Linked DNA regions of Homo sapiens: region 1 is linked to region 2. Evidence: chromatin loops called from intact Hi-C (ENCODE). Cell type or tissue: CD14-positive monocyte. All regions are shown on one strand. Each heading gives the region's core, and the rest is flanking DNA. Links, peaks and the distances in the headings are about the cores only. Region 1 overlaps LOC124900167 (a long non-coding RNA gene). Region 2 overlaps PLAC8 (placenta associated 8).

Region 1 (2,911 bases), core at 92-2,591, 88 kb after region 2:
AGTTTGGGGATTTCACCCATTTGTTCCAATCACGCAGCTTAAAAGGGACCCACCAGATCATCAGTGACAGGGATAAAATCAGCTCTTCAGGTTCAAAGTCTCAGATTCTTTTTTTCATTAATTCAACAAATATATATTGAACACCTACTATATACACACCTGAAGCCTATGTGAGGCTCTAGGGATACAATGGCAACAAGGAGGTTTCCTGCTCTCAAGATGCCCATTTGATTCCATTCCACTAAAGGAGAAAGACACAAGACAGATATATTTGAATACAAACAAACCTGCAGTAAGCACACAAGTGAAACAAATAGTTGCATGTTGTTCTAAAGGCTTCAAAGGAAGCCATCAACAGGCTGAGATTCTGAATAAGTTGGTGGAAGGAAGTGGGGCCTATGTCAGGTGGGATGGGCAGAAAAGGCCCCTGAAGCTGAGCGAGACCCAAAGGAAGAACAGGTGCTGGCTGTGTGGGGAGAAGCCTCTGGGTCTAGGGCCACCATCCCAGCGTGAGCTCAGCAGATTTGAGGAACAAACAATAAACATTCTAGTGGACATTGTAAGGAGCCCAGGAATGGGGGTAGAAATATTTTTACAGGGCCATTCAGGAAAGACTCAGTAGACAGCTAGATTTTTAAGGAGTCAGATTGGTAGACTAGATTGTGTGTGTGTGTGTGTGTGTGTGTGTGTGTGTGTGTGTGTGTGTGTGTGTGTCTGTGAATTAATGCTGGGAAAATCTCCAGGCCATTGGCATGGCCCTAACCTGGCTAGTGTGACTCCTTTCTCTGCAAACAGGCTCAGCAAGCTTTGGGCAGAGAATAGGTAGATTTAGTGGTTGACGACAGACTCCCTGAGAAAAACGGGAGAGGACAGATGTGTGTGTGTGACTCCTGACAATGATTAGACTGCTTTAGGGTCATTGCTGTCTTCGGAAAAGACTGAGTAGGCCAATGCCATGTAGGGCGTTGACTGGAGCAAGTTCAGTAGGCATTGCCTTTATAGGTATCAGCCATTCAGCAAACATTTGTCTAGACAGTATGGCACTGTGGCGTTAAATGCGGCCTCTGGAGTTGGTATCACCACTCACTGTGTGACCTTGAACTAGCTATTCACTGTTTCTGGGCTTTAGATTTCTCATGGGGTTGTTGTCAGGGTTAAAAAGTTCACAAGTCATAGCACAGTCTATAAGAATTTAACAGGTACTCAACAAATATTCATTCTCCTACCCTCTCTCCTGCCCCTCCCTTCGAATTAGAGGAGTGAAAAAAGGAACCAGGGTGAAAAGAAATTGAGGAAGTAGAATGTGCCGACTTGCCACACCTGCTGTGCACAGTAAGGAAGAGGGAAGAAGACGGTTCCCGCACTTCTGGCCTGACACACCAGCCAACAGTTGTATCAATCAGGACTCTTTCTAATGCAAGTCACAGAGTATTAAGCAATAAGGAAGTTTCTTGGCTTATGTAGCTGAAAAATCCTAAGTGCAGCCAATTTTGATATGCTTGGTCACAACGAAAGCTTTAACAACAACAACAACATAATTTATAGGTCATATTCTCAAATCAAAAACTGAAAAATTTCACATACATGATAAAAATGACCTAAAAAACTTTATGTATTTAGAAATTAAAGAGCAAACTCTTAGATAAGTCTTGGATCAAAAAGGAAGTAAAAGAGGACTCGCAAAGTATCTAGAAACCAATGAAAAGGAAATTACTTTCTATTGCACCAGACAGGACCCTGAGAATGGTACTCAGAGAATATTTGGAGTTCTCAAATGCCTTGCAACTGAAAAATAAAGCCAAAAAATAAAGGAACTAACTATTCCTCTCAAAAATTTAGAAAGAGGCTGGGCGCAGTGGCTCATGCCTGTAATCCCAGCACTTTGGGAGTCCGAGTCGGACAGATCATAAGGTCAGGAGATCGAGACCATCCTGGCTAACACGGTGAAACCCCGTATCTACTAAAAAAAATACAAAAAAAAAAAAAATTAGCTGGGCATGGTGGCGGGTGCCTGTAGTCCCAGCTACTCAGGAGGCTAAGGCAGGAGAATGGCGTGAACCCAGTAGGTGGAGCTTGTAGTGAGCCAAGATCGTGCCACTGCACTCCAACCTGGGTGACAGAGTGAGACTCTGTCTCAAAAAAAAAAAAAAAAAAAATTTAGAAACAGAAATCAGGAAATTGACATTGACAAAAGTCAAATTTAGAATTAATGATTTAGAAAAAAGAAAGAATAAAGAACAGTAGGAGGGAAAATATGTGAAATCTACTGAAAATAACTCCAAATGTTTATTGGATAGACTAATAAAATAAACAGCTTACAAGTTTGAAGAGGGAAAAAAGAAAAAAAGAGATTAGGAAGCTGAAGTCGATTAAAAGATTCAAGAGAGTCACCACAGCCAATGCTATGACAGTGAATATGAAAAGCTATAGGAAACGTATGATTTTTTTTTGCAAAATACAGACTATTTAAATTCATCCAAGAAGAGAGGAAAAATGTGAATGGACAAATTATTACATGAATGGACCAATTATTACAGAAGTAATGGTAAAGTGCTTGGACGTTTACTATTGAAAAGACCTTAGGGCCAGATGGCCTTAGAGTTGAGTTTGTTTTTCCTTTTTTAACTGATATATAATAGTTGTACATTTTTTGGTTTTAAAATTGATATATAATAGTTGTACATATGTAGCTGAGTTTCAGCTAAGCTCTAAAGTTCTGATAATTTACCTCTAAAGGTCTGATAATTCCAATGTTAAGTGATTTTTTTTTAAGAGACAGGGTCTGGCTATGTTGCCTAGGCTGGAGTGCGGTGGCTATTCACAGGCATGATCACTGCACGCTACAGTCTCAAACTCTGACCTCAACTGTTCTTCCTGTCTCAGCCTTCCAAGTAGCTGGGACTAAAGGCAT
Region 2 (2,911 bases), core at 133-2,632:
AAGTACATTTGGTAAGGTTACTCCTCATTTCTCTACATCATGAGAGGCAGTGTAGGGTCATGGAACATGAATTAGATTCGGAGTGAGAGCAGCTTTGCCCAAGTCTTAGTTTCTGAAACCGTGATCTTAGACTCATCATTTAACTAGCCGTTTAAATGTCCACTTGTTAAACTGTAAAATGGGGTTTCTGACCTACCCACCTTACAGGCTCATTCTAAAGAATTTGTCTTTAAATAAAAATACCATGAACTGTATTCAGAACAGCTGAAGCTTATTTTAAATGTATTAGACGTGTCCTTCTATAGACATTAAAGTGGTTTTGGCTTCTGTTTGATTTTTTTAAAAATGTACCATAATAGCCGTTCACTGCTTTTTTACACTAAAAGAAGGAGGCGGACCCATCTGTGGATCCCACAGCAAACAAGATTTTCTGCAAAAGAAGGTTCCAGTAAGTGAACAAAAAACCAGGGGGTCCGGCTGAGCCGATCATTCAGGGCGTGCATGAGCCGCGGATGTGTACGTGGCGGTGGAGGAGCCCCTGTTGAGGGGCAGAGCCGTCGGGTGACGGACTAGGCGAACGTGTGTCTGGCGGCCGCTGCCTTCGGGCCTCTTCCAGGGAGGAGGATCGAGGAGGCGGAGAGCCCGCCTGGCTCTTCCCCAGTTGCAGGGACAGGTCTGAAGCACGGGCTTCAGGAGGCGGGGAGTGGGTGGGTGGGCTTCTTACCTTCTCTGCCCGCTCTGCACTCGGGAAGGGGCTGTGAGCGGCAGCTGCGCGCGGGGCTCTTCGATCAACCCTCACCCCGCCGGATTACGCCTCCCGCCAGCCCAGCTCTGGGACCCCTGGGTCTCCTCTGCTGGGACCAGACCTGCCTGCCGGTAAATTCTTAAGAGCAGCCCGCGCAGAATCTATCCCAAGGAGACCGCCCATTTTTGCTGGGGCAATCAGGGAACTGCGTCTGCGGATGGCTGCCCTCGGGGGACCATTCGCCGGGGCGGCGCGCCGCTGGGGACTCGGCGTGAACCGGGCAGCGGGCGCGCGGTCTCGGAGCCCAGCCCCAGCGGCAGGCGCCAGGAGCCGCAAAGCTGGGCAGGGCTGGCGCCGCTTCCTCCCGGGCACCCGCCGCTCTGTCGCTCCGGGCGCCCAGGCTCACCGGGCATTTCTAAATTGTAAAAAGTTTTTATCAGATGGTATGGGCTGAGCAACGCTGGGATTGGAAAGTAAGACAAGAAACTATCACCCACCCCCTCCCCCGCCCGCTGATTTGAATGCTTATTAGATGGACCCTGGATTCTAGTCTTGGGGTACACGCCCACGTGTAAGAGTAAGCAACCACAGCTCTCTAGACACACTCATGCCGCCAATCTCATGAAATAAGAGGTAAGGACCTTGCAATGATTCCGTTTTCGTCACTCACCCCTTTTACAATAATTAGCTTGGCTTTGGGAAAAGTAAGTCCCAAATCCCCAACACTGAGGGTAAGCTCCACAAAGGCAGGGGATTTTGTGGGCCAAGTTCACTGAGGTGTCTCAAAACCTTAGCTCGGGACCTGGTACACAGGAGGAGCTCACTAGCGCCCCCGCCACCACGCTCTCCGCTTCCGGGCTGGCTGAGGCCATGCGTGATGCAGGCTCCAGATGGTGCATAGCAAACAGTGGCGAGAGCCCAGCCCTGGAAACGCAAACAAGGCTAATGTTTCACCTGACTCTGCAGACCTCCACAGGTGGGGACCAGATCTTCCCTAAATCCCAACTCCAGTACTAACATGGTCGAAACCATATTTTTGGGTGATGGCTTCCCACATTTGAAATCCTGGAGGAAGAAGCATTACAGGAAATGCTAGAGAATATGTATTCAAATTTCTTCTGCATTTCATCTTGGTTATCAAATACCAGAAAAAATATGAAAGGCTAATTATCCGTAATGTCAAGTGGCTATCCCTAGGTGATTGGCTGATAGACTTTTTGTTGTTGTTGTTTTGTGATAAGGTCTCTTTGTTGTCCAGGCAGGAGTGCAATGAATGGCACGATCATAATTCACTGCAGCCTGGAACTCCTGAGCTCAAGTGATCCCCCCACCTCAGCCTCCTGAGTAGCCGAGATTACAGGTGCACACCACCATGCCTGGCTAATTTGTTTTCGTTTTCTGTAGAGATGGGGGTCTCACTATGTTGCCCAGGCTGACCTTGAGCTCCTGGCCTCAAGTGATCTTCCTGCCTTGGCCTCCCAAAACACTGGAATTACAGGTGTAAGCCACCACCCATGGCCGATAATTTTTTTTATAATTAGCATTTATTTCTTTTATAAGCAAAACAAGAAATATCCTTTTCAGAAACAAAAAGCAAATCCAGTGACTAGAAAAAAAATTTTAAGGGGTCATACCAGGCCAGGCACGGTGGCTAACGCCTGTAATCCTAGCACTTTGGGAGGCCAAGGCAGGTGGATCCTCGGTGACAGAGCGAGACTCTTATCTCCAAAAAAAAAATAAAAAAATAAAAAAAAAGGAGGGGGCAAGTCATACAAATGATACTATAGCTGTTTGTATTTTTTTCCCTCTTGGCCCTTAGCCAATGCTTGGCATGAAACTGGTATTCAATAAATAAAGATGATCCTACAACTCTTTCAGAGGAAAAACATGTTCATTTAACACCCTTATTTTTTCAAGAAGCCTATATTCTGTTTTTTAATATAATAACAGCAATCTGAAGATTTCAGAATAAAAACCACCCTGCAATTATGTAATTGTTTTTCCTTTACCTGACTGTATTTACTTAGTGTATGGCATATGTGTTTTTGTATTCAAATTGGCTAATGTTAGACTTCATAGCAGTTTGAGTCCTGAACATTTTCTGAGTGCCTTTGAAATCCACTCAGTGGCCATCTCTATATTCTATAGTAAGCAGCTGTATCGGCT

What was found. Peaks named below come from ENCODE experiments on the same cell type or tissue, not always from the same donor. Only the 100,000 strongest peaks of a DNase experiment are listed, where the experiment ranks them.
Region 1: a loop joins it to region 2, with 3 times the contacts of the local background. A loop is called at or near these places in 4 of 110 quality-filtered maps.

The regions. Positions count from the first base shown.
Region 1 is chr4:83,196,713-83,199,623 of GRCh38, forward strand. It overlaps LOC124900167 (a long non-coding RNA gene), which reads right to left. Exons shown (of 5, transcript XR_007058167.1): 2 at 160-241. Among named protein-coding and RNA genes, the nearest start is that of PLAC8, 83 kb to the left of the region's middle. RefSeq lists an enhancer at 1,008-1,127. In CD14-positive monocyte, for the core only: no CTCF peak of the experiment used is centred there; DNase peaks (open chromatin) are centred at 1,359 and 1,759; H3K4me3 peaks cover 2,297 bases; H3K27ac peaks cover 2,383 bases.
Region 2 is chr4:83,109,004-83,111,914 of GRCh38, forward strand. All of the region lies in intron 1 of PLAC8 (placenta associated 8), which reads right to left. Among named protein-coding and RNA genes, the nearest start is that of PLAC8, 4.3 kb to the right of the region's middle. RefSeq lists a silencer at 974-1,253 and enhancers at 1,664-1,713, 1,814-1,863. In CD14-positive monocyte, for the core only: CTCF peaks have their summits at 1,579 and 1,779; DNase peaks (open chromatin) are centred at 598, 1,028 and 1,578; H3K4me3 peaks cover 2,500 bases; H3K27ac peaks cover 2,500 bases.